Regions from separate parts of the Mus musculus genome. Here region 1 is linked to region 2. Evidence: chromatin loops called from intact Hi-C (ENCODE). Cell type or tissue: left cerebral cortex. All regions are shown on one strand. Links, peaks and the distances in the headings refer to the core of each region. The heading gives the core; the rest is flanking DNA.

The links. Peaks named below come from ENCODE experiments on the same cell type or tissue, not always from the same donor. Only the 100,000 strongest peaks of a DNase experiment are listed, where the experiment ranks them.
Region 1: a loop joins it to region 2, with 11 times the contacts of the local background. A loop is called at or near these places in 16 of 42 quality-filtered maps.

Annotation. Positions count from the first base shown.
Region 1 is chr7:14,311,972-14,323,084 of GRCm38, forward strand. No RefSeq gene overlaps it. Among named protein-coding and RNA genes, the nearest start is that of Sult2a6, 63 kb to the left of the region's middle. In left cerebral cortex, for the core only: a CTCF peak has its summit at 5,452 (motif pointing left); a DNase peak (open chromatin) is centred at 5,428.
Region 2 is chr7:13,065,629-13,076,741 of GRCm38, forward strand. No RefSeq gene overlaps it. Among named protein-coding and RNA genes, the nearest start is that of Vmn1r85, 14 kb to the right of the region's middle. In left cerebral cortex, for the core only: a CTCF peak has its summit at 6,838 (motif pointing right); a DNase peak (open chromatin) is centred at 6,893.

The sequences.
Region 1 (11,113 bases), core at 2,442-7,441, 1.2 Mb after region 2:
AGTTTGCCTAAATGTATGTCTGTGATTCACATTAAAATCAGTGCCCAAGAAGGACAGAGGAGGGTATCAGATTCCCTGGGACTAGAGTCACAGATATTTTTGAGCTGCCACGTGGGTACTAGGAATCGATCACCTGTCCTCCAGAAGAGCAGCTAATATTCTCAACTGCTGCACTCTCTCTCCACCACCACCAAACCAAGTTTGATTCCTTCAAATTTTCTTTTGCCATTATTAGGTGTACATACAGAGGTTGGGTGATGTGCTGCCAACAGAACACTGGGTCAACCAAAAGCATGCTCATAGGAACGTCTATATCCTGAGTGGATATTGGCCTCCCATAGCTGCTCAGATAGTAAACCCTTTCCCTAGTCTTCCTCAACCTATTCTTTGGCCACTCCTTGAGATCACATAGCCATATCCAAATGGGGAAAATTTGTGTAAAAATGGCTTGGAAGAGTGACTTGATATCTAAGTGAAGTTTTCACCCTTTCCTTGAATGTGAGATTCTCAACAGGCAACAAGCCCACCTGGAATGAGCTTGTGCCAACAAGCACAGTTGAACTGGTTCAGGTTGGTGATGGTGGCAGGGAAGGTAATGCCACATAACACCAGGACCCTTCCCAAATTCATCTCTCTTTTTTTTTTAACAATTACTAGATAGTTTCTTTATTTACATTTCAAAAGCTATCCTGAAACAACTACTAGATAGTTTCTTTATTTACATTTCAAAAGCTATCCTTCCCCCGCCTTGCGCCCCTACCCACTCACTCCCACTTCTTGGCCCTGGAGTTCCCCTATACTGAGGAATATAAAGTTAGCAATACCAAGGGGCCTCTCTTCCCAATGATGGCTGACTAGGCCATCTTCTGCTACATATGCAGCTAGAGACACGAGCTCTGGGGTTACTGATAAGTTCATATTGTTGTTCTACCTATAGGGCTGCAGACCCCTTCAGCTCCTTGGGTGCTTTCTCTAGCTTCTCTATTGGGGGCCCTGTGTTCCATCCTATAGATGACTGTAAGCATCCACTTCTGTATTTGCCAGGCACTGGCATAGCCTCTCAAGAGACAGCTATACCAGGGTCCTTTCAGCTAGAGATTCTCTCTTCTAACTCTTGTACTCTGTTGGTGATCTGTAATTCCTGACATCTTTCCTAGGTTTTCCATTACCAGGTTTGCCTCCATTTGTGTTTTCTTTATTATTTCTACTTCCACTTTTAGGTCCTGGATGACTTTATTCAATTCCTACACCTGTTTATCTGTGTTTTCCTGTGTTTCTTTCAGTGACTTATTGTATCCTCCTTAAAGACTCTATTATCTTCATGAGATATGATTTTGTGTCAGCTTTCTGATTTTCCAGGTCTGTTCTTGTATTCAGGGCTTGCTGTTGTGAGGGAACTGTGTTTTTTGTTGTTTTCTTTTTAATTTTTTTATTAGATTTTTTATATACATTTCAAATGCTATCCCAAAAGTTCTCTATACCCTCCCCCCACCCTGCTCCCCTACCCACCCACTCCTGCTTCTTGACCCTGGCATTCCCCTGTACTGGGGCATATAAAGTTTGCAATACCAAGGGGTCTCTCTTCCCAGTGATTGCTGACTAGGCCATCTTCTGCTACATATGCAGCTAGAGACACGAGCTCTGGGGATACTGATAAGTTCATATTGTTGTTCCACCTATAGGGTTACAGACCCCTTCAGCTCCTTGGCTGCTTTCTCTAGCTTCTCCATTGGGGGCCCTGTGTTCCATCTTATAGATGACTGGGAGCATCCACTCCTGTATTTGCCAGGCACTGGCATAGCCTCATATGAGACAGCTATATCAGAGTCCCTTCAGCAAAATCTTGCTGGCATATGCAATAGTGTCTGGGTTTGGTGGCTGATTATGGGATGGATCCCTGGGTAGGGTAGTCTCTGGATAGTCCATCATTTCGTCTTAGCTCCAAAATTTGTCTCTGTAACTCCTTTCATGGGTATTTTGTTCCCTATTCTAAGGAGGAATGAAGTATCCACACTTCGGTCTTCCTTCTTCTCTTTTTTCTTGTTTTGCAAATTGTATCTTGGGTATTCTTAATTTCTGGGATAATATCCATTTATCAGTAAGTGCATATATAATGACTTCTTATGTGATTGGGGTACCTCACTAAGGATGATATCCTCCAGATACATCCATTTGCCCAAGAATTTCATCAATTCATTGTTTTTAATAGCTGAATAGTACTCCCAAATCTTATTAAATGATGTACTATGTTCAGTGTGTGTGGTTCATGTGTGCATGAGATTGGGGCCATTTACAGTATCACAGAAGTCCTAACTGTGGTCACACCCTCCAAAAGAATATAAGTCTCCCTCCTCCAGCAGTAATGGTTCTTCAGTATGGGATGAAACCTAGAGACCATGTGCCCCATCAGTGACATTTTGGAGCTTGACATTGTGCAGGTAACCACAGCTGCTATGTGTTCATGTTTGTCATATCATGGTGAACAATTTGAGATACATTATGAACACTTTTAGAAATTACTTGTTCAGCAAATGGATTCTCTCACATTGCATACCGCTTCTGTCCCTTACTCTCTTTCTTATTAAGCATCCATAACATAAATATTCTCCTTAAGAACTCCAAGCCTGAGCCGGGTGTGGTGGCACATGCCTTTAATCCCAGCACTCAGGAGGCAGAGGTAGGAAGATTTATGAGTTCGAGGCCAGCCTGTTTTACAGAGTGAGTTCCAGGACAGCCAGGGCTATACATAGAAACTCTGTCTCAAAAAAACAAAAAAAAACAAAGAACAAAAACAAAAACAAACAAGCAAACAAAAAAAGAACTCTAAGCCTAGGTCATATATATATATATATATATTGATATATTGTTCTGTGTTTTGGTAAAACTTTTGAGATAGGGTCCCATCCTATGTAACCATGGATGGGCTGAAAATATACAAGAAGTTCAGGCTGGCCTTGTACTCATAGAGATCTGTCTGCTTCAACTTTCTGAGTGTTGGGATTAAAGGACATGCCACCAAGCCTGGCTCTTTCTGAAATTTCACTACATGGTGAAGGAAGTATGGGAAATAAGTATGTGCACATGAGTGATGGAGCACATAGATGGCAGAAGCCCTCATATTTCCTGGAACTGTGGATACAGATGCTTATGGGCTGCCCAATCTGGGTGCTAGGAATTGTACTTGGGTAGTCTGGAAAAACAATAAACACTGCTACCCTCTAAGCCATCTCTTCCAACTTGGTACATTTTATTCCTTAAACAATTTTATGTAGGGAAACAATAGAGCATGAGGACAGTTTTAAATTTTTCATTCTTATGAGAATCCCAAGAGATACTGGTGTGTTGTCTCAGAAGAGGAATTTAAAAATACAGAGAAACTTTTTCCTCTATTGGAAATGTTCTTAAAATGTGTCATTATTTGATGAGTAAATATACTTCTTTTAAATTAATGTTAAGAAATTTGGCAGGATATGAGTAATATGAAAGCAAAAGTTGTGTAAACAAGGGTGGGTTCTAATTTTCTAATTACGGGGGATTTGATATATATATATATATGTGTGTGTGTATATATATATATATATATATATATATATATATATATATATATATATATCAAAAAATGAAAATGAAGATGTCCTATCTTGGTCAGCAACGCTCCCCTAAAGACTCATAGAGTGTCTCATGAAAATCCTAACACCAGGCAAGAGAAGCCCTCTTTTAATTTTGGTTGTGGTTTTCCAAGAGGTTTCTAAAACTGCTACAGCTGTTTGCCCTTAGTGGCACCAGTCTGCTCAGGGTGGAAAGTAAAGCCTCATTTCTGAAAACATCATGCAGTTTCGACATAGGCCAAGAGGACCCAAGCTGACTGAAATGCCTCTTCCCTAAGGAGTAGCCTCTACTTTATCAGAAGGAGCCATATAAGCTTCAAATAGAAAGAAGTAACCAACACTCTTACCCAGCTTTGTCACTTATAAACTACCACAGTGATCAGCCTGGCATGGTAATTTTTTGGGTGTTGTGGCATGTATAACTTGGTGTTTATCAGTAACCCTCTAATTGGGTCAACCTGCTCAGGGAGAGTAATCATGTGTAATTCTGGAAACCTAGCCATTTACCCAGAGGTCATGAAGTCATAGATCTTGTAGGGGAACCTACACCTTTGTGTTTTGAAATGAACATTATCGTCAGCTTCACTATAAATATGTCTTTATACATTCCAATATGTGCAGACCTCACTCCCCATCAAGGAAATTTCTCCTTGCCATGATTGATGCCATGAGAGAAGTCCAACCAATCAAAATGCAGAGTTGCTGGCTCCAGTCCCAACACATATATCTACAAAGCAACTCCTGCACCTCAGGCTAAGGCATCATTGCGGGAAAGGGGGGAGGAATTTTGCAGTGAGATTGTCTCCTAGAAATGTCAGAGATGCTACACCCATAAAGAAGTCTCACTAACATAACTAAACAAATGCAATACCTATAGGCATGGAAACATGTAAAGAAAAAACTCATGAGACCTCAACATTAGAATTATAGACACTAAAGTAATTGTGAGAGTGGGAGAAATACTTTTCACCAGGAGATGAGCACAGCTGTTGTCTATCTATTTCCAAATTGTCAGTCTTGAAAAAGCATAAATACAAGTAACACCGTATAGACTGAGCAAGTTATGTACTTAGGAATATTATATATGCATCAACAATCAAAGAAAAAAAAGCCATGAATTTGAAAGAGTTTAAGACGGGATACATGGGACAGTTTGGAGGGAAGAGAGAGGAGAAGAACGTGATACAGTTGTGTTCTCACAAGTTAAAAATAAAAAAAAATAAAACTTATCTTAAATTAAAAATTAAAATCATGATTATAAACAAGCAAAAACAAATATCTACATGTTAAGATATCATAAATGCAAAGGCCTAGAGATTAAAAACTCTTGCCAACAATATACTAATGAGGTCCTGAGGACTGTGTCTCAGTAGAGCACCTGCCAGATTTACCCCAGTGAAGAACTCAGTGAAGTAGCCCAGAGGTAGATAGAACACCCATCTAAAATTCACTGGTGAGACTGGTGACATGTCTCACCCACCCTTCACTAGCATATCATTTATATACCCTGGGCTCAATCTCTAGAATTAGATAGGGGGAAAAAAAACAAAACAAAACAATATCTCTTACAAGTTTTAGTCACACTGCCAAACTTCATGACAAAGTGTTATTTAAATGCCTACAAATCCTAGTCAAATTCAGTTTTCTGTTTTAGTTCAAATTACAAACCTTCTGCTGCTTCCCCATGTTTTCCTCCCACATAAAATTGTGGTATCCCTTATTTTCCCACATGTGAGGTCGCCTAGCAAACATAGATGGCAACTAGGAACCACAGGACCCATGATGAGGCTCTACACTCCTTCTGGAAGGCTGGTGTGTTACTTCCCTCTAGTGGCCACTCAGCAACATAACAGTTATGCTGCCTGGAGCCTCTGTTTTGCACTGGCAGATGAAGTGGTTTGCTATTTCTTGTGAGCCTACTGGATTACGAAGTAACAAAGAAAACCAGTCTTTGAGGACTGCAAAAGACACAAGTTACATTTCTAGTATCCTTGTCAAGTGGTTCAAAACTACCTGTAACTCTAAGTGCATACACCCCAACATCCTCCTCTCCTTTGAGGCCAACTGTGTGGACATATCCACACACCACAACAAAAAACAAATGAATGAACAAACAAATAAGTCCATTCAGCCTGAGTTACATAAAATACTGGCTCAAATGAATGGATAAGTACTAAATAATGTGGACACAGGACAAAATGGTACATGCCTTCAATTTCAGGGAGCAGAGGCAAGAAGATCTCCATAAGTCTGAGACAAGTCTTATCTACAGGCTACACAGGACTATATAATGAGTCCCTGATTCAAAATTATATTATGATGAGGCGCTGGAGTGACACATTAGCAGCTAATTGCACTGGTTGTTCTTCCAGAGTAAACAAATTTGATACCCAGCACTCAGTAGGGTATGCACACAACCATCTGTAACCTGACGCCCTTTTCTGGCCTTCAATAGCATCATTCACTAAAAGGCTATATCCTGGGGCTAAAAACTGGATTTGTGCTGCTTTCTGCCAGATGTCCTGAGGCTACAGTACTGAGCTCAGCTCTAAATGGACCTTCACTAATTTTCTAATGTCTGTCTGCCTGTCTCTCTGCCAACCTGCCTGCTTACCTGTCTGTGTATTTTATCTGCACTGCATGTGTGTGACTTGTGCCCTCAGAGACCAGAAGAAGGCACAACATCACCTGGAACACATGGTTATGAGCCACTATGTAGAGTCTGCAAGTCAAACCTGTTGTGTCTTTAGCAAGAGTAGTAATGGCTCCTAATACCAGATCATCCCTTCAGCACCTATGTTATTTTAATAGACTTATCTATTTTATATGTTTATGTGAATGACCTGAATATATGTTTATGTACCATGTGTGTGCTTTATAGACACAGAGGTACCTGGAACTCAGTGGTGGTGAGCCAGCTTGTACATGCTGAAAACTGAACCCAAATACCCTGGAAGAGCAGCCAGTGCACTGATATTTCTCTCCAGCACCTCATTTTTTATTTGAGCCTAATATGCTTTTGGGTACTTTAAAGTCTCACCAACACAGCTGCCCAAGAGACATGCAAACATTTATAAGGAAACACTCACAGTACCTCAACTCTATAGGCAACCAAGGAACACTGAGATAAGGAGGAATCATCTTCCCCAGGGAAAAGCATACCAATTAGTGGTCCAATACCAAATGGTGAACCCTGAAAACATACTAGTGGCATTATATTCACTGAAGAGAGTGTACCCATGCAATTAAGAATATCTATCTATCTATCTATCTATCTATCTATCTATCTATCTATCTATCTATTTATCTATCTATCTAAACACATATAATAACAATGAAAAGAGGCTATGAATATTTTGGTTTTTTTTCTTTTTTTCTAAAATTAATTTATTCACTTTACATACTGGTCATTGCCCCATGTACCCTTTTCCATAATCCTCCCCAATCATCTCCCCTCCTTTCTCCTCTGAGAGGGTGGAACACCCCCTCTCCCTGCTTATTTCCCTGTCCCTGGCACATCAAGTCTCTTCAGGGCTGGGTGAATTCTTTCCCACTGAGGCCAAACAAGGCTGCCCAGCTAGAAGAATATAGTCCACTGACAGGCAACAGGTTTAAGGGCAGCCCCTGTGCCAGTTGGAAGGGACCCACATGAAGATTGAGCTATACATCTGCTACATATGTAAAAGACATTACTAGGTCCAGCCCATGAATGAAATGGCTATGAGTTTAAATGTGAGCAAAAAGAAATGCATGAGAGGGTTTAGAAGGAGGAATGAGTGGTGGGGAGTAGTATAATTATAATATCAAAAATAAAGGAGATTTTGTAAGGTTTATCTTATTTTATTTATATCTCTCTGTGTGTCTTTATGTGTATATGCATATGTTCAAAAGCTACCCATAAAGGCCAGAAGAGGGTGTCAGGATCCCATGGAACTAAGTAACAACTGGTTTTAAGTTATCATATGGATCCTGGGAACTAAAATTCTGTCCTCTGAAAGAGCACCAAATGCTCTTAACCTCAGATCCATCTCTCCAGTTCCCACTTTAATTTTTGATTGACTTGCAAAAAATGTCATGCATATGGAAACTGGGTTTGTCAGAGTGCTTGCCTGAGATTCATGAAGCTCTGTATTCAATAAACAGCAATACCTGTAATCATGTCATTAGGGAGACGAATGCAGGAAGAACAGAATTTCAGGATCATCCTCAGCTACATATAGTTTGAAGCTAGGTTGGAGTATAAAGACCCTTATAAAAGGACTCCAGCCTTTAATGCAATCCTAGACCTTAGCACAACTGACTCCATGGTGGAAGTACCACTCAGGACATAAAACTCAGAATGTAGACAGCACCACTTGCCAAAATGAAAACAAAGATCTAATTTTACAACATCCATAGTTCAGGGAAAATCTCTAACTGTACCAACCTTACCTTTTGGCTTCTTTAGTTTGTCTTCTGTCTAACTGTTCTTGTTAACTGAAGTGTGTGAATCCATGACATGATTATTTTGCTTAAAAGCTCACCCTGAAACAGGTCAGTGTTACATTCTGACCCAGAATACTAGTGCAGTTGCCACCCTGCTCAAATATTTTTCTATCGCTTTAAATCTTTATCTGAGCATAATCCTCGGGTAGATACCCCCCAACTCTCAGTCTCAAAACAAAAATAATGATTTTTCCCCCTCAAATATTCTGGCATGTTGATGAGTAGATAAAATACTGGTATACGAACAAGATGACTGGAGAGTGGATTCCAGATGAATTATTAGAAGATGGAAGCAGAAGGATCAGAAACTCAAGTCTTGTTCTTTCTTGTAAATAATAAACTTTGACCAGGCTGAATTCAGTGAAAATGCTTATCAATGAATGAGAAGCTTGAATGTGCTGGTGCATGCCTTGGGAGACAAAGGCAGGTGGATCTCTGTGAGTTTGAAGCCAGCCTCTTCTCCAAAGTGAATATCAGAATATCTAGAGTTTCTATGCAGAAAAACCGTGCCTCAAAAACAAACACACACACACACAAAAACAAAACAAAACAAAGCAAACAAAAAAAAAGAAGAAGAAGAAGAAGAAGAAGAAGAAGAAGAAGAAGAAGAAGAAGAAGAAGAAGAAAAAGAAAGAAAGAAAGAAAGAAAGAAAGAAAGAAAGAAAGAAAGGAAGGAAGGAAGGAAAAAGGAAGAAAGGGGAAGGGGACGGGAGGAGAGGGAGGGGAGGGGAAGGGAGGGGAGGGGAGGGGAGGGGAAGGGAGGGGAGGGGAGGGGAAGGGAAGGGAAGGGAAGGGAGGGGAAGGGAAAGGAAGGGAAGGGAAGGGAAGGGAAGGGAAGGGAAGGGAAGGGGAGGGGAGGGGAGGGGAAGGGAGGGGAGGGGAGGGGAGGGGAAGGGAAGAATCCAGGCCCACCCTCTATGTATTCAAAACACTTGTTTACTCTATACAATCCAATCTCCATGCACTGGTGAGGCTGGAGAGTCCCAGGTCACCACCCTTGCTTCCTCTCTCAGGCTTCAGGTTTGGTGCTCAACTATTAGCATGTGAAATAATCTCCTCAACAACCCCCAGGGCAATGCAGAGGCTCTACAAGTTTTTGATCTCTCAGAGTGCCAGGAAGTCTTCTTCCCTTCAGCCTAGAGGCAGGATCTGGTTTAAGGAGAGTCAGCATATCTGTACACTCCCACTAAGGCTAGGATAATAAGCAGGAGGGGCCAGGTGTGGTGATTCACCCCTGTGATCCCAGTATTCTGTAGTGGGAAACAGGACAGTCTGGTATTCCAAGCCAGTTTGGGTTAAGTGTGTGATCCTGGGCCAATCTAGCCTACATAATGAGTTCCAGGGCAGCCAAACCTATACCTTGAGACCCTATCTCAAAATATCAACTAAAAAAGTGAGACATTGTCTGAAAACAAAACAAGAAGTAGATAGTCAAGTTGTCTCAGCAAATCACAGTTTCACTATTTCACAAATTTCAACTAAGTCTAAAAATAACATGAGTTCTATCACTGAAACACCCAAGGTAGAAAGAGAAAACCAACTACCAAATGCTGCCCACTGATCTCCATACATGTGCCAGGAAACAAGTATAAACATACAAATGTAAACTGTAATTTTTCCTTTTATTTCATGCTTTAAGTATTTTGAATACAAATGAAGATATGTGGCCACAGCATCAGATATCCCTGAACTGGAGAAACAGATAGTTGTAATCTGCCACATAGGTGCTGAACATGGAATCCAGACCTTCTGGAAAAGCAAGTGCTTTTAACTGGCAGAGCCAACTCTCTAACTCCCAAACCAAATTTAAAAGCCTTCTGACAGAGACAGCTTATTACCTACCCCATCACACCTGATCTAAATATGTCCTGCTCCCACCAAGACCTCCTGAACTAAGAGGATTTCAATATTTGCTAAATGGGAACAGCTAGGCCAAAGAGCTAGTTGTGAGGAGGGAGACTGTAGCTCCCAAATGATCATAAGAAGGCACAAAAAGGGAAGAAGAGGATGCTGTGTGGGAGTCTCATGTGGAGTGTTAGCAACCAGACATCTTCACAGAACTACCCCAAGGACCTATTGATGGTAATATAAATCATCATTAGCTGCCAAAATGTGACATGTTTCTGCTGTTGTTAGGAGTAGAATATCGTTCCTATGCACATGCTCTATATCCTCTTATAAAAAGCCAGTACCCTTCCTCCCCAAGCTCTTTCTCCTTCCATCTTCACTTAGAGGCAGCCTCTGCATACTCCTTCTCCCAAGAAAATTCCCATGTGAGGTCTGTCAGATGCTGTGACATAAATGATAACACAAAGTATTCAGAAGGATACAGCCTTCACAAAATGATCACAAACATTTCCATGTTAAAATTGTCCAGTCTACATAAATTAAACTGAATAAAAATCATCAAAGTTCTTGAGAATTGACTATACTGAACAACTGAATATCTCATATATATATATATATATATATATATATATATATTAGGTATAGTTAGGCTATGTGCCAAGCACAAAGGATGATCTGGGTTGTGGGGAGGAGAGCTGGAGTTCAAGGTCATCTTCTGTCTCCTGGAAGTTCAAGGGTAGCCTGAGCTGCATTAGACCATGTCTCAGGATAAGCTTTTAAAATGTCCAGTATGGAATGCTGAGGGTGAGAGAAATAGTCTTCTTCAAATTCAAATTGGTATTTTCCATTACCAAAAGTCAGCCTTACAAACACACATATAAGTAAGAGTATAAGGAATAAGCAGTGTTTATCTAACACAGTGTGTGTGTGTGTGTAATAACTATTAATGAAAAATCTATGAATTTGAAAGATAGCAAAGAGGGATTAATGGGAGGGTTGAAGGGTTTGAGGGAAGAAAATGAAGGGATAAATGAGGTGAATATATTATAATAAAAAAATAGAGAAAATTTCAGGATTAGGGCTAAAGAACAGTAATAAGGAATTTGTACCAAGTGCATAAAACACAGGTTCAGTCCTCAGCCACATGAAATAAATCAATAGAAATAATATCC
Region 2 (11,113 bases), core at 3,805-8,804:
CACTCCCTATGGATAAGCATTCAGATACGTGAATCCATGGGGGTCAAACCTATTCAAACCACCATATTCCACTCCCTGGCCCCCAAAGGCTTGTAGTCATAATATAATGGAAAATTCATTTAGTCCATCTTCAAAAGTCCTCACAGTCTAATATAGTCTCAACAATTTTAAAAAAAGATTTATTTATTATTATATCTAAGTACACTGTAGCTGTCTTCAGATGCACCAGAAGAGGGCGTCAGATCTCATTGCGGATGGTTGTGAGCCACCATGTGGTTGTTGGGATTTGAACTCAGGACCTTCGGAAGAACAGTTGGTGCTCTTAACCACTGAGCCATCTCTCCAGCCCTAGTCTCAACAATTTTTAAAAGTCCAAAGTTCAAAGTCTTTTTTGAGATTCATACAATCTCTTGACTGTAATGCCCTATAAAATCAAAATCAAAGAGCAGATCATATATTTCCACATATCATGGCATAGGGTATATTGTACCATTCCAAAACACAGGGAAGAGAGCACAGTGAGGAAATATTGGACCAAAGCAAGACCAAAAACCAGTTGGGCAGACTCCAAACTCTGCATCTCTTTAAATCTCCAACTCCATTCAGCTTTGTTGCTTGCAACACAATTCTTTCTCTTGGATAGTTTCCACTTCCTGTTAGCAGCTTTCCTTGACAGGTAATCCACTATTCTGGCATCTCTAACCTCTTGGGGTCTCCAAGGCAATCCAGGCTTCTCTTTCACAGCTTCAAACAATGGTCTTTCATAGCTTTATACAATGGCCTCTCTGGGCCTCCATACAGGGACTCCCATGTCATATGTCAGGCCTAAGTGTGGCTTTCCTTAGTCATGGAAAGAAACTACAACCTTTCTTCTTTCTTCTTCTTCTTCTTCTTCTTCTTCTTCTTCTTCTTCTTCTTCTTCTTCTTCTTCTTCTTCTTCTTCTTCTTCTTCTTCTTCTTCTTCTTCTTTTCTCCTTTTCCTCCTCCTCCCCCTCCCCCCTCCCCTCCTCCTCCTCCTCCTCCTCCTCCTCCTCCTCCTCCTCCTCCTCCTCCTCCTCCTTCTTCTTCTTCTTCTTTTTTCCGAGACAGGTTTCTCTTTATAGCCATAGCTGTCCTGGAACTCACTCTGTAGACCAGGCTGGCCTCAAACTCAGAAATCCGCCTGCCTCTGCCTCCCAAGTGCTGGGATTAAAGGTGTGTGCCACCACTACTCTGCAAAGCAACACCCTTCTAAAACCAAAACCATGTGGCTAAAGATGCCAAGTTCTGCTGTTTGCTGGGGCTGGAACATGGCCCCTTCATTCAATTACAACTTCACCAGCTTTTTGTTTTCCATGGTATCCTTCACTGTTTAAGCTTGACTATCCTAGAACTTGCTTTATACTATATGCCTCTGTCTCCTGAGTGCTGGGATTAAAAACTCCTTCTGCTGGGATTAGAGGTGTATACCATCATGCCTGCGCCTAAGCTTTTCTTTAATTACTTTTCATTATAGATATTTATAAGCATGGCCACCATGCCTCAGGATTCAGAGAAAAGGCATGTGTTGATCTGTATCAAAACCACGTGTCATCTGGTCTCAAGATCCAGACCAAAGCCTGTGTTTTATAACCTCAAGATTAGGATCAAAGGCATGTTGTCTTCCTGTCTCAAGATCTGGATCACAGCTGTGCCCTCTATTTCTGGATTTTAGTTCATTCCAGATATAGTCAAGTTGACAACTGAGAATAGTCATCACAATGACCATAAATAAATTTTAATAAGGAGAGGCTGTAAATTATTTGTTATTTCTATCCCTGTTCTCTTCCAAATGAATGAGACTCAGACTATGATTTATTTAATTGGCTTTGTGCAATTACTGGACAATTACCCCTAATCTATATTTCTATTCACTAGACTGTTAACTCCCAGATGTGTCCCCCAAATACTTACTGTTTGAGTCTTTCTAGGTTATTTCTGCTCTACCAGCTTGTCCTCAGGGTCCATGTCTCTTGTGTAGTGCTCCTGGTCTATATGTAATGTATGTTCCCTTCATTTTCTTCCTCCTTTCTTCTCTCTTTGTCCTCATGGTCCCTACCCGTGCACCCCCAGCCTGGTAACGCAAACCCCAGATATTCTCCTCAGTAATTGGCTGTTGTTGGGAGCGACATTGCTTGAACATTAACTGCTTTACTGCCTTGTCAGCCATAAGTGCTTACTGGCACAAAGTCTTGGCCTCTGTGAGAAAATACTATCCCAGTTGAGAACACCTGGCCTCTGTGGGAAAGTACCGGCAGAGTTAAGAATAAATAGCTATAGATCTTGTGGACAGGTACCTAGCAACCCATTCTGTTCTGTTCCTCCTGCTGAACTTTTTACCTACCCAATATCCTGCTTTTGGGAACAGGTGCGTTCCCCCAGAAACAAAGCAATTCTATGTCACCCCATTACCCCATATCCTGCTTCTATGAGTATATAACCTGTGTGGGAATAATAAAAACTTGTCAGGTTGATCAGACCTTTTGACTTGCTGTCCGTTCTTCGTTCTTCGCTGTCTCTTGTCCCCCATTCTCTCCACAGGATCCCCAGACCCTGATCGACTGTCCCGAAGGTCGGGGGCAGGCTGTAGCCATTTTTATTTAATCGGTGATTTTAAATTGAGGAACAAGGTTTTCACAACAAAAGCTAGAGTATGTGGGAATTCACTTGTCTTGGGGCAGCCAGATCTTGGGGTACAGAATTTAGCATTTGAATACACGGCAGCACCAGGCCAGCCCCCAAGAGGCTTTATTAAGTACTGGTTCCAGATACTCATAGCATCAGGATTGCAACTGAGAGTGCTCCCAAGATGCAGCACTAATCATATCAGTCCAAGGCTTATAAAGTAAAAACCCATAAGATTACATGTATTCTGTCTATGTGTAGGCAGGGTCTAATTTTGTCATATATGTCTGCAGTTGGCCTAGTTGTTGAACAGAGTAAGCAAGTTTGATTACAAAAGCAGAGATAGCAGTTAGTATTATGACCTATTATTTTGCTAGAACTGTAAATTTTGCAAGATTAGTCAATTTAAGAATAGTCTTCAATGTCAGGGAAAGAAAAGTGAGCTGCTAGGTACAGCGTCTACAAGCTAGGGGCTTATATGTTAGAGACTGTTGGGGTCTGGGAATTGCCACTCAAATCATACATATACCAATCTCAGTGGAACAAGAATAGTTTATTGAAAGCACACCATAATATTGGATATCCAGGACCACAAGAAGGAAAAATCTAATTGTGGCACTAGTCTGTCCTCAGGGCAGGTTTTTTTTTTTTTTTTTTTTTTTTTTTGGTTTTTCGAGACAGGGTTTCTCTGTATAGTCTTGGCTGTCCTGGAACTCACTTTGTAGACCAGGCTGGCCTCGAACTCAGAAATCCGCCTGTCTCTGCCTCCCAAGTGCTGGGATTAAAGGCGTGCGCCACCACGCCTGGCTGGGGCAGGTTTTTTTTATATGGAAAAAAAAAAACATGTTCAAAAGTTTGAAGGCAAGCAATGAGGTGGTACAATATTTTTGGCTAACTAGACAAAGTATCATCAGCTAACCTTTAAGCTGGTTGGTCTTGAGTGAGGTAAGAGGGGTGATTGACAGGTGGTGAACAGGGCAATTTCAGAACATTGAGATAACAGGGTACAAGTGATTCAACCATAACTTTTCAGCTTCTTAGTAACATTCTTCAGTATCGGTTAAAGTAATAACTATGAGCTTAATTTCACCTTGTGAGCAACGTGGAGTCTGGATACAAAATGGCTAGTTATGTTGAAAGGAGTAGGCCTCAAAAGAGACATTATCTGACTTTTGTTCTCTCAAGCACTGTAATACTGTAATTCTAAACTTTAAATGTAATGTTAGCCATTGCAAGATGAAAGGACTCCACGATGCAGCTTCCATGAGGTTGTTTACATTATGGGGAAGGACTTGGTGGTGATATAACTGTTTGGGGTCTTCCATGTGTCAGTGTTGCAGCTCTGAGGGGGGAAGGTTTCCCCACCACAAGTGTTACAGCTTTGCTGGGAGTGGGGCTGGAGGGGGACACGTTTTTCCTACTGCAACTGTTACAGCTCTGAGGGGAAAGGCATCCTGGCAGTTAGGAGCAAAGGAATACCACAAAGTCACATCACACAAGAGACTTTTGGGGAAAGACCCAAGAGAGTAGCTGCCCGTGCTTGGCTGAGAAGCAGCAGAGACCCGAGAGGGAGGCGGGCAGATTTCCAGGGTGGGGATTTGTGACATTTCAAGTCAAGCCTGGGGATTGATGGGATGTTGACCTCAGAGACTGGTGAGTTTTCAGGCTCAGGGACTGGTGAGTTTTCAAGATCAGGGATTGAAGGGTTTAGTAGGTTTTCCAACCTGAAGTGGGCACCACAGTCTTATAAGTAACCCTTTGCCTGTACTGTGTAAGAAAGCCCAAACTGGACTTGGGTGAAATTGTATTTTGGGGATGTCATTGGTGCCTATCCTGGGAGGGGGGTCAAGACACAGTTGTTTTCATCTTCCAAGGAAACTTAAAACTACAGGATTGTTGAATGTAAGTTTGGGGAATGGGTGTGGGGAACCTCTTTACAAGGTCCACAGCTTCTCTGAGCAGACATTTCCAGATTAGATGCTTCAAATTCAAAGAGATGTATCAGTCTTCAATGCAAATAAGCAACTGGGAAGGAGTCCAAGGGGAGAGTAAGGGTGAATGCAGGTGGTCTAGGCTGTGTCTTACTCCTGGTGGAAGGGCCTACAGTGTTTAAAAGCCCAGCTGTGCTCTGTGAAGTGGCCTTTGCAGGGAGGTGTATGGGTGCAAATGCAGGCTGCACCTCTTTCTGCTGGCAGCTCATGATACTTTCCTCTGAGACAGCCTATGGGTGACCAGGAACTTACTGAGAGACAGTTCCATTGTAGGAGACTGTGAGCCCACTTTGAGGATACTATTACAGAACACCCCTAACCCACCTAGCACATTATCACCTCTCAGTCTGGTGTCTAGTTCCAGGGAGCACAGAAGTATTTTTTTTTCTAACTGTTCACGAGGCATTTTAATTAATCACTACTATCTACTATTTGGCCCTCCACTTGGTGCCTGAGTGCTTTCTCTTCTAGAAGTGCCCTAGACTCCCCTTACAGACAATGTCACTGTCTCTGCAGGTGACACAGTAGCAGCCACTTGGGGGTTTTACTCTGGGCTCCATTTCCCATTTCAGTGGCCTTAGGCTGCTGCTGTACACGCTTGATCTAGATCTGTTGCCTGTGTGCACAGCTGTGGAGGTGAACCTGTGAGGCTTCCTGGGTTCAAGCCCACGGGCAATGGTGCAGGTGAAGATCCATAAACTCCAGCTTGTGAGTACTGCTCAGATCCACGGTTTCTCCTCTTAGCCTTAGACTGTAGCCAGCTCTGCCTGCAGCTGGTACCAATAGGTTTTTGAGAGGTGGCTAGACAGGAGGAGACCTGAGGGCAGGAAGAGGATGGTGGGGTTGAAGCTTGAGGAATGGATTATCTTAGAGTAATTTGCATGTATCTGCCTGATCCTAACAGGTGAATATGAAGGGCTGTCATTCCGAATGCAAACCCTTTCATAAGTCTCAGGATCTGTCATCCTAGTGAAGAAAGAGTAGCCTTCTGCTCCAGCTTGGTATCAACAGGGATCTTTCTGTTCTTTTGGTATTCAGGATAGATAACATAGCTCCTAACTTATAACAGTCTCTCTTTTTTCCCCTCCCTCTCCCTCCACTCCTCTATTTTCCTTCTGTCGCACCGCTCCGAGAACAACCACAGATTGTTCCAGCCCTAAGTAAGCGCCAGATGTCCTTACCTCTAGATGAACCCTGATACTGCCAAGTTCCTGCTTCCCCGTGTAGTCGCCAAAAGAAAAATTTCTGTTGCCCCATCCCTTCTGCTGAGAAGTACTTCCTCTTTTTCCGCTGCCCCATCCCTCCTGCTGAGGTGCATTTCCTCTGCCCCATTCCTCCTACTGAAAGGCACTTCCCCTTTTGCTTGTGCATTTAAACCTTGGGCCAGGCTAATACATTGGAACCTTGATGTTACTCAGAATGTTTCCGTGTCGTTCTTTACACAAGGTTCTCGTCTCTCTCTACCCCCCAATTTGGTTCTTAGGAGAAGGTCCCCTCGAGACCCTCGAATAACTGGACCTGCTGGATGGGTCATCACATCAGGCTGTGGTAGCATACCCTTTAATCCCATCACTCAGGAGGCAGAGGCAGACAGATCTCTAAATTTGAGGCCAGCTTAGTTTACAGAGTGATTATAGGACAGTCAGAACTACACAGAGAAACCCTGTGTTGAAAAATCAAAAATAAATGAATAAATAAATAAATAAAATAGAATTTATTGTTTACTAGCCAAATATGGTGACACATGATTTTAATTCCAGCCCTCAAGAGGCAGAGGCAGACTTCCAGATCTCTGTGATTTAGAAGCCAGGTTGGTCCACACAGAGTTTCAGATCAGCCAAAGTTACATGGTAAGACCCTGCCTCAAAAAAACTGGAAAAGTAGTTTTCATAGTATAATGAAAACTAGTATGTTTGTGTGTGGATATGTGAGTGTGGGTGTGACATGGTGTGCAGGTGGAGGTCAGAGGACAACATATGGAAGTCAGTTCTTTCCTGCCACCATGTGGGTTCTGGGAACCAAGCTAAACATTGCTTGGGAGTAGATATTACAGCAGGCTCTTTGTTGACTTCTTGAACCAACGATGTGTCAGAAAGCAGAGTCTGTGGTGAGTGTCCTCCCTGATCTTTGGATGTTTATACACGTTTCTTTTATTTTTTAAAGAGTAAATTTATCTATATGAGTACACCATCGCTATCTTCAGACACGCCAGAAGAGGGCATCAGATCCTATGGTTGTGAGTCACCATGTAATTTCTGGGAGTTGAACTCAGGACTTCTGGAAGAGCAGCCAGTGCTCTTAACCACTGAGCCATCTCTCCAGCCCTTACACATTCTTCATACTCTGTACTTGCTTGCGTGCTGTCCCTTGGGACTGAAGGCACTAGAGTGACATGTGGGAGTTGGAAGGGAGGAGCTCAATGCTTCCTTTCCACAAGGTTCCATGGAAGCCTCTGTCCTGTGCCCTCACTGTATAGAGAATGCTCCCTTAGTCCTGAGAACGGAACAGGATCTGGGGTTCTCAGTCTGTTTGTAGAAATAGCTAGCACACCCTGATCAGTCAGGGCATGTGATCTGGTGAGAAGGCCCTTAGTTCAGGGAAGTCTGGAAGAAAAAAACTCCCCATTTTAGGATTCCATAACAATGGGGACTTCCTTGTTCTTATTAAAGTTGCCAGGCATGGTGGCACATGCCTTTAATCCCAGCACTCAGGAGGCAGAGGCAGCCGGATTTCTGAGTTTGAGGCCAGCCTGGTCTACAAAATGAGTTCCAGGACAGCCAGGGCTACACAAACCCTGTCTCGAAAAACCAAAAAAAAAAAAAAAAAAAAAAGTCTTCAAACTGAACATAGATGGTGTCTTTGCATAGCCACCGTATGCATTTGGAGGTAAGACTGTGGGAACCTGGGAGTTAGCTCTGTGGTACAGTGCCAAAAATAATGCACAAGACAATACAATATATACATAATATAAATATATAATATATATAGTATAATAATAACTAGGTTATTGTCTGATTCAAATTTTAATTTTTTTTTTAAAGAAAGCAAATTCTCATATAGCCTCGGCTATGTTGGGACTCACTGTTTGGTCCAACCTTCCCTCAGACCTGTGACAATCCTCTTGCTGTTGCTTCCTGCATGTTGAGATCACAGACCCAGGTAGATGTAACATCTGTTGCACCAGGTTGAAAGCAAAGATGCTGCATTTTCAACAGTCATGTAGTAATTATGCTGATAATAAAAAACATCTAATATAAAATTAGAATTTTGTTTGTGGTACTGGGGATTGAATTGCCTCATGGATGTCAGGTAAGCTTTCTACCATTGAGCTATATCCTCAGTCCTACAAAATTGGAGTTCAAGTGCCAGGAAACTTCTCAGTGACTGTCAGTTTAATTAAAACAAAAAGTAAAGAATAGTTATGTGTATGAGTGTGGATATGTGCACAAGAGTTCAGGTGCCTGGAGGCCAGAGGCCTAGGATCTTCTGGAGCTAGAGTTAGAGGCAGTTGTGAGCCTAAATGTGGGTGCTGTGGGAAATATCCAGGTCTTCTGGAAGAGCAGCTGGTGCTCTTAACCACTGAGCCAGCTCTTCACCTCACCTGCTCAGCTTTTATTTATTCACTTTATTTCTATTTATTAATGGAGACAAGGTCTCCTGCAGTCCAGACTGCTCAAGAATTTGCCATGTCCTCCAGATTGCTTGACTATGGATCCTTCCACGTCCATCTCCTGACTTCTGGGATTCCTGTTGTGTACCACCATGTCTGGTTTACAAGGTGCTGGTGATAAATTTGAGGAGTTTTGCATGAGCCAGGTAATCACTCTACAAACTGAGGTAGACTTTTAGCTTTCAGTTTAATCTTATTTATTATTTATTCACTTTATATCCTGATTGGAGCCTGTCCTCCCAGTGCTATCCTTCCATCCTCTCACCCTCCTGTTCCCCTTCTCCCATCCCCCCTTCCCTTTCTCCTCAGTAAGGGGGAGTGCTTCACTCCCCACCCCTTTCCATCACACCATCCTCCTCATTTCTCCCCACCCCCTTGTACTAACTCATCCTGGCACATCAAGTCTCATTACGACTAAGTGTATCCTCTCCCACTGAGGCCAGACAAAGCAGTCCAACTAGGGGAAAGGGGTTCAAAGTCAGGCGACAGAGTCCTAGTCAGAGACAGGTCCCATTCCAAATGTTGAAGAGATGCTCTTTAAGACCAAATTGCACATCTGCTACTTATGTGTTATGTGTAGGGAGCCTATGTTGGCCCATGTGTGATCAAAGAGAGTGAACCACTAAGTAAAGAACATGCCTAGACTGAACTTACACCCCCTATGTATATGTAGCAGTTTAATCTTTTAAGAAATATTCTTTGGGAGTTAAGCATAGTAAAAGAGCATAGAAAATTAAAAATGAATTATTAAGAAACAGATTCAAAAGCCCTTACATGATACTACCTGACACAGTGAGAGAGTAATTAGAATGCATTATATATCTTTGTACATTGTCTCACTATATATATATATATATATATATATATATTTGTGGGGTAAAGTTTATCTTTTAGCCAAAGTTTTAGAGATATAAGGGAATAGAGTGTTTAGAGAGTTAAACGTCTTTGATTACACTGTTACATCTGAAAATGTTGAGGAGAAAGATGAAATCCATGACTGCCCCACTAAAGCAAGCGTTATTTAAAAGGTGCACCTGGGACTGGCCAGCCAGTGCCCATGTTCACTATGACCTTTCTCTTCTAGGAGGGGAGGGGTTTGGTGGAATTTTCCAAACTTCCTGAGCTGTTCTTTTCATTGCTCCTTTTCGTTGTGCATGCTTCAATCCTGAAGCTATTGCTGGTATTCTGATAGCTCATACTCCTGGTCTTATGTATCCAGTTCTCTACATTTCTGCTTTAAGATCATTAGCTGTACTGTACCTATGCATTCCTTAAGAAAAGCAACCAAGCAGTTCAAAATGTAGGGGCCAAAATCAACAATATCAGGAGAACAATTAGGGCTCCTAACAAGTCAAATATGAGGGTGGTTAACCAAGTGTAAGAGTTAAACCAAAACTCAAACCAGCCCTGACTCTGTTTTCTCCCTCTCTCTCCTGCTTGGCTAATCCTTCTCTCACCTTGGCCATAGAATCTTTAACTATGCCCTGAATGTGTTTCCCGATGTTTCACACTCGCAGGTAGCATAGAAAAAGTGGTTGGCCTTCTAACACTGATGAGCCTGATGCTGCCTTCTCCCATCTCAGGGGCACACATATATGGGGGTTTCTCTCAAGACACTTCTCAATTTTGGGTGTCCACACCCTAATCCCCACCCTCCAAGACCACTTCTGAGACATGGTTTAGATTTACAAGTCCCTTCTCCCCCACATTCAGACATTCCCTCCCCCTGTGTCTGCAGGGCAGGGACACCCCAGAAGTCAAAGCCCACTCCTAAATCACAGAAACCAAAGACAGGTTCCAGCCACCAGATACAATGTGGGTAGTGGACCAAGCCACATCCCCAGTGGCTAAGAGCACCTGCCAAGTCACCCTCGTAGGGTTGTGAGGGCTGCCAAGACTCAGCACCAGAAGGTACACCATAGCCATCTTGTGGTTTCTCTGGCTTTGCAGAAGGCGGTTACTTGGGTGTCTGGCTGCCATCTAGTTGGTGTCAGGCACAGGTACTGGTCTGATGTGAACCCAAGCAGTTACTCCATCCAGTTTAATGGATGTCAGGGTGGTCAACAACACCAGGAACAGCCCTATTCACTTTGCTTCCAAGTTTTCATCACAATGCCTCTTAACATATACCCAATCTCCAAATTGGTACTTGTGTGAAACCTCTGGGGTACCTGTGTTATACAGGGCACTAAATTTAGGTCACAAATGCTGGTGTCTGATCTGGAAAGCTTGCAATCGAGCCATAAGATCATTGTCAGCCTGAAAAATCACTCTGGGGGGATCAAGAGAGTTTGAGTCCCATACAGGATCTCAAAAGGGGTCAGGTTAAAATGATAGGAGGTGTTCTGGGCTCAGAACAGGGCCAAGGAGAGGAGCACCAACCAATCTGAGCCAGTCTCCAAGGTCAATTTAGTCAAGGTCTCTTTTAAGGTTCTACTTATTCTTTCTACCAGCCCTGAGCTCTGGGGACGGTACACACAATGAAGCTTCCAATTAGTCCCCAAGGTTTCTGCCAATCCATGACTTACCTTAAGAGACAAAAGCAGGACATTGTCTGATCCAATTACCTTGGGCATTCTGAACCTCTGGAAAATTTCTTCTAATATCATCTTAACTACCATGGTAGCTGTTTCCTGTTCAGTGGGGAAAGCCTCAACCCATCCAGAGACAGTATCTACAAACACTAGAAGGTGTTTGTAACCACATTTTCCTGGCTTAACTTCTGTAAAATCGACCTACCAATATACTCCAGGCCCTTCTCCCCTAGGTCTTTTGCCCTGTTTACTCTTGGCTGCATAAGCATTCACTT